Regions from separate parts of the Homo sapiens genome. Here region 1 is linked to region 2. Evidence: read pairs that join two places in POLR2A ChIA-PET (ENCODE). Cell type or tissue: Panc1. All regions are shown on one strand.

Evidence for each region. Peaks named below come from ENCODE experiments on the same cell type or tissue, not always from the same donor. Only the 100,000 strongest peaks of a DNase experiment are listed, where the experiment ranks them.
Region 1: POLR2A ChIA-PET joins it to region 2 with 13 read pairs; 22 of 35 experiments call an interaction of 5 or more read pairs at or near these places.

The regions. Positions count from the first base shown.
Region 1 is chr16:11,258,384-11,263,383 of GRCh38, reverse strand. All of the region lies in intron 1 of LOC105371082 (a long non-coding RNA gene), which reads right to left. Among named protein-coding and RNA genes, the nearest start is that of SOCS1, 4.7 kb to the right of the region's middle. RefSeq lists an enhancer at 4,404-4,633. In Panc1, no CTCF peak of the experiment used is centred here; no DNase peak of the experiment used is centred here.
Region 2 is chr16:11,134,922-11,139,921 of GRCh38, reverse strand. All of the region lies in intron 22 of CLEC16A (C-type lectin domain containing 16A), which reads right to left. It overlaps LOC105371081 (a long non-coding RNA gene), which reads left to right and starts at 4,872. Exons shown (of 2, transcript XR_001752081.2): 1 at 4,872-4,959. In Panc1, no CTCF peak of the experiment used is centred here; no DNase peak of the experiment used is centred here; H3K27ac peaks cover 223 bases.

The DNA of each region.
Region 1 (5,000 bases), 120 kb before region 2:
TTAGCACAGTGCCTGGCACATATTAGGAGTGCAGTAAGTATTTGTTGAATAAATGAAAGAAGAAGCAGGCATTAAAGCAACAATGAGAAGCCACCACTTACCAAATCATCAAATAGGCAAAAATGGAAAAAGTAAGATAATGGTGAAGGCATGGGGAAACATTGTTGAATGCTTTTGCCCAGAAGGTAAATGTGCACAGCACGCTGGCAGGTGACTGGGTGGCACCTATGAACATTCAAACGGTAAGAACGGTTTATCACATGTGTGCCAAGAGGCTGTACAGGGAGGTGCAGGCCACGCTGTTTGCAAGAGCAAAAATACAACCTATGTGTCCACCCACCGGGGACGGCTAAATGAACATACGCTGAGGAGTATCATGCAGTTCTTAAGGAGCATGGGGTCGATCTATATGTGATCTAGCCAGATTGCCAGAGTATCTGTTGGGTGGAAAGTGCAAGATGGAGAAAGACATGACATTGATAGAGGGAAAAGTCCTACACAAAGGAATACTATTTTTTTTTTTTAAATAATTGGGGTCTTGCTCTGTCACCTCGGCTGGAGTGCAGTGGCACAATCATAGCTCACCACAGCCTCGAACTGACCACAAGTGATCCTCCCAGCTCGACCTCCCAAAGCGCTAGGATTACAGGCATGAGCCACCACACCTGGCCAAGGAACATAATTTTTATGGGTCAAAATACAAGCATGTAGATGCATAGAAAAAGATCCCAGGGTGGGAGCAGTGGCTTATGCCTATAATCTCAGCGCTTTGCGAGGCCCACGCGGGAGGATCACTTGAAGCCAGGAGTTTGAGACCAGCCTAGGAAACAAAGTGAGACTCTGTCTCCCTAAAAATGAAAAAATTAGCTGGGCATGGCAATGCGTGCCACCTACATGGGAAGCTGAGTCAGGAGGATTGCTTGAGCACAGTGGGGGTGGGGTGGGGGTGTCAAGGCTGCAGTGAGCTGTGTTCACGCCACTGCACCCCAGCCTGAGTGACAGAGGGAGACCCAGTATCAAAAAATAAAAATAAAAATAAAAAAGATCCCAAAGAACAGACCAAGCTGGTGCCTGGGTTACCTAGAGGGAGGAAAATTGAAGGAAAAAGAGGATAAAAAAGGAATGAGCATCAGTGAATGTGTCTAATGGGTGCTCAGCGAAGCTCTGTTGAATCTGGAGAGGCAGTAAAGGCATGTGGATATAACATCAGCCCCTGCTCTGGGCTTGCTGGTTTGGGCAAGGTGACCCAGAACGCTCTCCCACAGAGGGACTCATTACTCCAGGGCAGGCAGAGGTCCAGTCCAGCCCTCTCCCTTCCTCCAGACGAGTCTCCTCCTAGAAGCCACTAGGGCTGCCTTGGGGTGTCCGGCTTACCTTTGGCCTCATGCTCTGCCCAGGGCCTCACATTCTTGTCATGCTCTGCCCGGAATATGTTCTCCCTCCGTTCCCTTGGTGAGAGCTCTTTTTTTTTTTTTTTTTTTTTTTTTTTTTTTTGAGACAGGGTCTCCCTAAGTCACCCGGGCTGGAGTGCAGTGGTGTGATCTCAGCTCACTGCCATCTCTGTCTTCCGAGCTCAAGTGATCCTCCCACCTGAGGCTCCCAAGTAGCAGGGACCACAGGTATGTGTCACCATGCCCAACTAATTTTTTCATATTTTTGTAGAGATGGGGTTTTGTCATGCTGCCCAGGCTGGTCTTGAACTCCTGAACTCAAGTGATGCTCACTCTTTTTTTTTTTGAGATGGAGTCTTGCTCTGTCGCCCAGGCTGCAGTGCAGTGGCGCCATCTCTGCTCACTGCAAGCTCCGCCTCCTGGGTTCACGCCATTCTCCGGCCTCAGCCTCCCAAGTAGCTGGGACTACAGGCGCCCACCACCACGCCCGGCTAATTTTTTGTATTTTTAGTAGAGACGGCGTTTCACCGTGTTAGCCAGGATGGTCTCCATCTCCTGACCTCGTGATCTGCCTGCCTCCGCCTCCCAAAGTGCTGGGATTACAGGCGTGAGCCACTGCGCCCGGCCGTGATGCTCACTCTTTACAACTCGGTTGAGGGTTACCCCTCCCTGAGCCTGTTCAGGGCACTGCCAATTGGGCCAGTAGACGCTGGGCTTCCCACATCGTGGCATGGGAGGAGACTGCTGCTGCTCTGTGTGCCCTGAGACCAGACGCCTCCTCAGAGAGAACTGGGCCCTATTCTACCTCTCATTGCGATACCCGACATTCTCAACAGCATCACCACAGTGAGGGCCCATGGACATGAGGAATCTTCCTGCTCCACACTCTAACGTCCCCAGCCTGCTGCGTGCTAGCTCTTGTGCCTAGTTTCATAGTTTCTGCAAGTTCTTTGCCCCCTATGTCACCGCTACTGGTCCTTGCTGTCAGCTGCTGACACCTAATTTGTCACTTATGGGATGGGGTGGGGTGGGTAGAAACCTGTTAGGCTTGTTGGAATACTGTGCAAAAATGGAGTGAATAGGCCACGACAAAGATCCCAAGGGATTTACTGAGGAACAGGCACTGTGCTTCCCAGGCTCGGGCTTTGTGAGAGTTCTCTGGACCACTGGATTCAGTCAACTTGCCTGAAGCCACACAGCTGATGGGGAGGGGAGCTGGGACTGGAAGCAGGTGTGTCTGGACCCCTCCACCAGCATTCCTAGAATTCTACTTTCCTGCCCCTCCTATTTTGCAGCTGTTAACGAAACAATCTTGACTGCTTTCTGAAAGCCAGTGACTACTGACTACTTCAAGTAACAGCTGACTTCACCTCTCCTTTCTTCACCTGTGCCTGCTAGAAGAGTCTCATCAAGTCTCCAGGACTGGCGCCACTTTGGAGTCAGCCACTGGCTCATGCCATCGTTCCCTGGCCTCTCACACCTTCTCCTTGGACTCAGGTCCTCTGAGCTCACACCCCTCTACCCGCCACTGAGACACACAATCGTTCCTGTGGTGGGAGCAGAAAGGATCTACTCCAAACATCAAAGCAACCTCTCCCGACAGAGGACTTCAGGCCAGGTTCTGCCAAGCCCCAGGGCTCCCCAAAACACCTTCACCAAGTTCCACCAGTTCCCTGAGTTGTGCTCTCCTCATCTGATCAAGGGAAACACATAATTTCCAATTCACAGGACCATGGGAAAGTGTCCCAAGGCCACTACTACAGCTCATCGTGGCTAAAGCCCAGCAGCTGGGAAGGTCAGCAGCTAGAAGGTTCTTTCCACACTCAGTCCTATGCTGTCGCTTGGGCCTGGATGGCTGGTCCATGCACTCAGGGCAAAATCCAAAGCCCTGCCACAGCCCAGCAAGGCCGTGCCTGATGGATCAGACCCTGCCAACCCCTATGCCTCACCCCTACACCACCCCCTGGCTCGCTATACCAACTCTCCTTTCCTATCTTCAAGCACCCCCACCACAGGGCCTTTGCACTGGCTGTTCTCGCCACCTGGGGTCTTCATCCCACTTTTAGAAAGACGTCAGTGCTAATGTCACCACCTCCAAGAGGCTTTCCCTAACTTCCTTATCTCACCTTACAAACACCCAGTCACCCCTTTCTCTCTGTTTCTTTCCCACATAGCACCCAGTATGGTCTGCACTGATGGTGTGAATTCACTGACTCCCCTAGGTCTGCCTGAAGACCTCTGAGTCCCCTGCGCCTGGCACACAGTAAGAACTCAGTAAATATCTGCTGAATAAATACTGAAGAAGTGAAATAGATATGTTATTATCCCATCTTGCAAATATGGAAACTGAGGCACAGAAAAGCTAAGAAGCTGGCCCCAGGCCACATACTTATGAAATGACCCATTTAAATTCAGACCAGCGGTCAGCAGAATCCACACTGTGAGCCCCACTGCTCGGGGTTCCCAGGGGCACAGACTCCCATGGGAACCTTCCCGACACATGGGTTAGAGGAAAAGCAGGGCTGAGGAATTCCGGGGCAGAGGCTAGTTTCACGATTACACACCCTGGCCAGGAGCTACTTTTCCCAGCAAGGCGCCACCAAAGCCGGAAAGAGAAACTGAAAAGCTAAGTGCCATAAGCCACCAGGATCTTGACTTCCCCCAGATGCTGGCTGGGCCCCTCACATTTGGGGTACGAGGATCTGCCAAGATAGGGAGGAGAATGTTTCCACACATCTGGCTGTGGCTGTGGTTTAGTAAGCTGTGGATATAGGGCTGGTCCATCCGCCCTGTGACAAGAGGTCATTGTGCCAAGCACCGACTCCATGCCTGGCATTTTGCCCTTGGCTCTGCATGTCTGGCTGCTCTGTGAGGTACGAGATGTCCAGAGATCACTTTGCAGTTGGGGCAAATCAGGTCCCAAGAGGACAGGTCACTTGCCCAAGGTCATGCAGCAGGTCTGGGGTCAGAGCCTGGTCCCATCCTACCGAGCACTCTGAGCCCCTCAGGGTTTCGCACTGCCTGGCTTCCTGTGAGCCTGGTGCCCAGCCCTCCAGCAGAACAGCCCACAAGGTGGATGCTTGTCAACCAGCAGATTTCCTTTTCTCTTTCGGCATCTGGATTTGGTTTCATTTTGAACACAGGACTTCAGAAAATGAAACCAAAGCTGTCTGTCACTGGTGGCAGTGAGGAGAACCCACGTGTGCTGAGTGTACCTTTAGAAGCTTTCCTGCTCCCTTGCTGTGCCTTCCCTGGCCTGTGGTCCCTGGACTAGGGCTTCAAACATAGATATAAGGCAGTGCTTTGGGAAGCCAGGGCAGGAGGGTCACTAAAGGACAGGAGTTCGAGACCAGCCTGGGCAACGTAGTGAGACCCCATCCCTACAAAAAATTTAAAAAATTAGCCGGGTGTGGTGGCATGTGCCTGTAGTCTCAGCTACTCAGGAGGCTGAGATGGGAGAATCTCTTGAGCCCAGGAGGTCGAGGCTATAGTGCCTCCTCGATCCTATCACTACACTCCAGCCTGAGCAACAGAGCTACACTCCATCTCTTTAAAAAAATGGACACAGGGGTTGAAGCCATGCGTCTGTGGGCTCCAACACACTGCCAC
Region 2 (5,000 bases):
GTAAAGCACCTAGCCCAGTGCCTAGCACATAGTTGGCATTCAATAAATAGGATTTTTATCCTGGGACCTTAAATAAGTCTGTAAGGCTAGAAGTAGACCACATATGCCATGAGCCTGAATTTTACCAGCTAGCAAATATTTTCAGAGGAGTCACTGCACTTCACAGTCCAAACTTTGCAGTTCATACAGTTGAAGCATCTGCTCCCCAAATCACGCTGTGAATTTCTCACCCTCAACATGGAAACTGAGGCGGCGACTTTCAAGGACTGAGCTCACAGCAGGGAGTGACAGAGACAGTAAAACAATCCAGCAGCCAGGCTGATGGGTTTTGGAATGTGTTTTTGTGATTACTCTGAGGCTTCAGCAAGCAGGCTGTGTAAGTGTGAAGAGATGTTGCAAAACAGCCATTCCTATCACACTGGGATAATATTGACTTTTGGCCCTTTGGGAATTTGAGATGTTAAAAAAAATAATACTGTGTGTGTTTTTGGAGAAAAGCATATTTATACTAAATGCCATGGCTGGACAGCTGCAAATAAAGAAAACTGTATTTTAGTCATGGGATTCTGGTTATAGAGAGAAAAGAAGTGTAGAAAGCTGTAACCTCAGCAGAGGTGCCAGGAGGTGGGAACAGAACCCACTGGTGTCTCCATCATGCCAAGCTTGGAGGTTCTGTCTGAGATGACAAGCCAAGCTATGAGTGGGCCACCCCGGAGACCCCCACCAGTTCCTGGGGACCCTTCTAGTCACCACAACTCCCGAAGGCCTTCTGGACAGAACAAGACCCACAAGACACACAAGGACTGTTGGGTCAGAAGTTGGGATCATCGAGATGCCCTTGCTAGCTAAATGCACAGAGAACATTCGGGGAGGGAAACCAAGCCTTCTTAAGATTTTGCCTTAAGCTAGCTCTGTGGCTTCCCACTCCCTCAGTCAAATTGGTCACCAAATCCTGTTAGTTTCTCAGCGTAGCTATTTCTGTTTTCACTTCATGGTTATTTACCCTGAGGAAACCCTTGCGCAAGGGCACTTGGAGATGCCTATTTGTTAAAGGACAAAAAATTGGCCACCACCTAAACATCCATCAGTAGGGGACTGGCTCAATGAACAGTGGTTTGACCAGATGATCGCAGCAGTCAAAATCGAATGAGGGTGCGCCTGCGAACTAAAATGAAAAACACTCCAGGATACGCTGTTGAGTGAAAACAGTGGTCATTTAGGTTTTTTGAAACAAGCAATATAATCCTATAGTACAAGTAAGTGGCAAATGGCCAGAGAAAGGTAAGGAAGGCCGCACCCCAGCCTGTGGGACTTTTCTCATCCGCCCACGGGCATCACCTGACGCACAGCTGTGAGCATGCAGTGAAGGGGCCAGAATGTGTCTTGTGGCCTTCCCACTCCACCCTTCTCCTCTGCCCTTCCCAACTCCAGTCAGTTAAAACCCAAGTCCATTTTGCCACCCATGTCCCCTGATCTGTCTTAGAACCTTCAATGGCTTCCTGCTGCTTCTAGGATAAAATTCGAACCATGGGGCAAGCTCACAAAGCGCTTTGCTATCGGGCCCTGCTGAGCTTCCCAGCTCTCTGTTCATCCCTACCCTGCAGCCACACCTTTGCATGTGCCAAGCCAGAAGCACCACAGAGCCCACTAGCTGGCAAGACTTGCTCACAGTCCCTCCCCCTGACCCCAGGCTTCTCTGTAAGCCCTGTGCAGTGTTTATTTGATTCATCAAGGGCCTTAGTAAACGCTTGCTCAGCCAACCTTCCTTTTCCTGACCCTCGTCAACATGTTTGTCATGTCACTTCCTTGGAATTGTAAAAGTTCCTTTAAAAAATGCCAATTCTTTCCCTACCCCAATTCTTCTCCACCAGGCGGTCCCGTACCCTGGCCCCCAGGAGCTGCCGTGCTTTGAAGAGGCCATCAGCAGCATGAAGGAAACGGCCACGTGGAAAATCAAATGGCTTCTGCCTGTCTCTGAGGCACCATTATTGCTGCATCTCTGCCTTTTGATTCAGTTGGTTTTTCCCATTCTTAGTGGGTCCTCACGAACTAACTCTCCTTCCCACCAACTGTGCACTCGGCAATACTGCTTATTTGCATTTCCCTTTTTTTTGAGAGGGAGTCTCGCTCTGTTACCCAGGCTGGAGTGCAGTGGTGCGACCTTGGTTCACTGCAACCTCCACCTGCCAGGTCCAAGCAATTCTCCTGCCTCAGCCTCCTGAGTAGCTGGGACTACAGGCACACACCACCACGCCCGGCTACTTTTTGTATTTTTAGTAGAGATGGGATTTCACCATGTTGGCATTTCACTTTTTTTTTTTTTTTTTTTTTTTTAGATGGAGTCTCGCTCTGTCACCCAGCTAGTCTGGAACTCCTGACCTCAGGTGATCCACTCGCCTCGGCCTCCCAAAGTGCTGGGATTAAAGGTGTGAGCCACCACGCCCAGCTGGCATTTCATTTTCTTGGATCCCAAAGGCACTCTAATTCTTGGGAAGTGGTTCCCAAACCTTGTTCCAGGGGATTGTCTTTGAGCTAGTCAGAGAGATTTTAAGGCAAAAATCAAATCAAGATGGACTTTTATCAACTTACATACAGAATTAAGGGCTAGGAATTTTTCGTTTCTCGGTTTTCTGCCATAAAGGGGCCTTCACACCTTGGCATCTCCTATCACTTGTCTGTTAATGAGAACTTGCGGTTGATAAAACAAATGATTCAGAAGCAAAGAAAAAAAACACCAACAGAAAAGGCTTAGGATGTTTCCTTGGGTGATTTTATGGACTTTTCCTTTAGATACAGACTTGAGACACAGATGCAAGTCATGCTCTCTGATGACTTCTGTACTCTTGGTTCACACGATGGAGTAGAATACAGCAAGAATATGTGGGGTTCCCAAAGCTCACCTGATTTCCAGGTGTTCTGCCTCTGAATATGCTTCAGAACGGAGGGCATGGCGGTTCACGGAGTGGAAACCAGGGAGCCCTGGCTGGCCACTTGTGAGCTGGTAACACTGGGCACTGAGGAATGACACTAGCTTCCCAGAGCTGTTGTGAGGCTCCGGGGGACTGCCTGGCTCAGATGGGCGCAGTGCCAATGATGGCAGTCAGCACCCCAGGGGACAGGATGTGTGCTGGGCTGGAGGCCCAATTTGTGCTCTTCTCCAGCCCTGGCTCAGCCTCTGAGAGCTGTGGGGCCTCAGGCAGATTACAGGATCTCTTCTGTGTGAGGAGGAAAATTCTGCCTGCTCTATTACACCCCGGTGTTTTACCAACGCCCAGGGAAAGTCTTTGTGAAAGAGCAACTCTGTGCCACTGCAGCATGTCTTTGTAATTGACAGCAGAAGGACTACTGCATTCGTAATTTTGTTCGTGCTAATTGATTAATGTGTAGAAAAGGAACCTATTTTCTGGGGTCCCAAGGCTCAGCCCTTAACTAACAACAACAACAACAACAACAACAACAAAATGGCAAGAGCAGTTAACCTTTGCTGCACGTTTTATATGGGTCAGGCATTGTTCTGGGCACTTAGGTGAATGAACTCATTTTATGTCACAAGAGCCTAATGAGGTGACACTTGTATCCCATTTTTTGTTTTTCGGTTGTGGTACACATAACAGAATCTACCATCTGAGCCATTAGTAAGAGTACAGTTCAGTTCTTAAGTCCACTCACATTGTCGAGCATCATCCCTGTTTCTTATATGAATAAACTGAGATCCAACAAGGTGAACCAAATGGGTCAAGGCCACCTAACAATTTTCCCGTGGAGGTGGAAGGCTGGGACTTGGGCCCATACTCTTTGGCTTGTGCTGGGTGCTTTCATTCTGCTGCTTCTCACCTGGGCAAATACTCTGCTGCTGGGAAAAGAAACCCCATTGTGAATGAACAGGAAAAACAATGAAAAAAAGGATGCTGGGATTGATCATGGACACCCTGGGGTGGGAAGATTTGGTAAGTTCGATCTTTTCTTGGTGTCTTCCAGTCTTTTCTGTTATGCACTAGATGTGCTTGACTAGGAGGCTGGAGGATGAGGCTGGAGAGCTCTATCCTACGTGTGGGGCCAGGCCCGTGCTGGTGAGCACACGGGGTGTGTGGCCAAGCCACCCGCTCTGCCACTGACACTGGCCTGTGCTGTGCTGCCGGCATGGCTGCCCTGCTGCGGGCCCACCCGAGCCTACAGAACATTCTAAGGCATGGCCCAGGTCAAATGGCAGATTGCATATGGGGTTTGTTCTCTCCCCCCACCTACTGCACGGGCTTCTCTATTAGCAACCAGGGAGTGTTCCCTGCCATCTGACACACTCTTATGACCAGAAGGCTCCCGGGCATACAGTCGCTTTGGCAGTATGAGTTAGGTAATGACCCCAAAGAGTGAAGCAACACTCAGTTCTTTGGAACTCTCTTCTTCCCCTCCCTCCACCTCCCAGAAAAGCATCTGGGCAAGATGGCTGGCCCTGCCTACTGTGTCCATATTTAGCGAGAGAGGGCTCCCCATGACAAGTGCTACTGTGTCTATTGGGAAAGTGTCTTTGGGGGGCATGTTGTGAGTGGGGAAACCTTGCAGGCCCGGATCCGGGAACGCGGTTCCTTCTCTGGCTGTGTGAGCCCAGCTCCAGATTCCCTGAGGCTCTCTCTCTCCACAGCTGCTCTGGAGCCCTGAAAAGAGGCTTGGCAAACAGGAGACCCCTTGGACTCAGCTCAGGGCTGATTTTTGAGTAGGATCTGTTCCCCACACCCCTGCCCCACCACTTGAAGGCTGATCTCTTAGAGGCAATTGCCAGAAAGCTTTGAAAGGGGCTCAAATCCTGCTGCTTTTGTTCAGGCAGGATTTTGAAGTCATCCTTCTGCTTTTTGTTCATGCACACCAGGGACAAACCTGTGCAGGAACGAGCCCTGCACCGCTAGCCTGGTTTGGAAGTGGTGGTCTCAGGACGGAGCATCTTTCTGGATTGCTGCTTTGCAGGTTTGTCCTTGAAACACTGGAAGTGGGTCTTGGGGCACGAG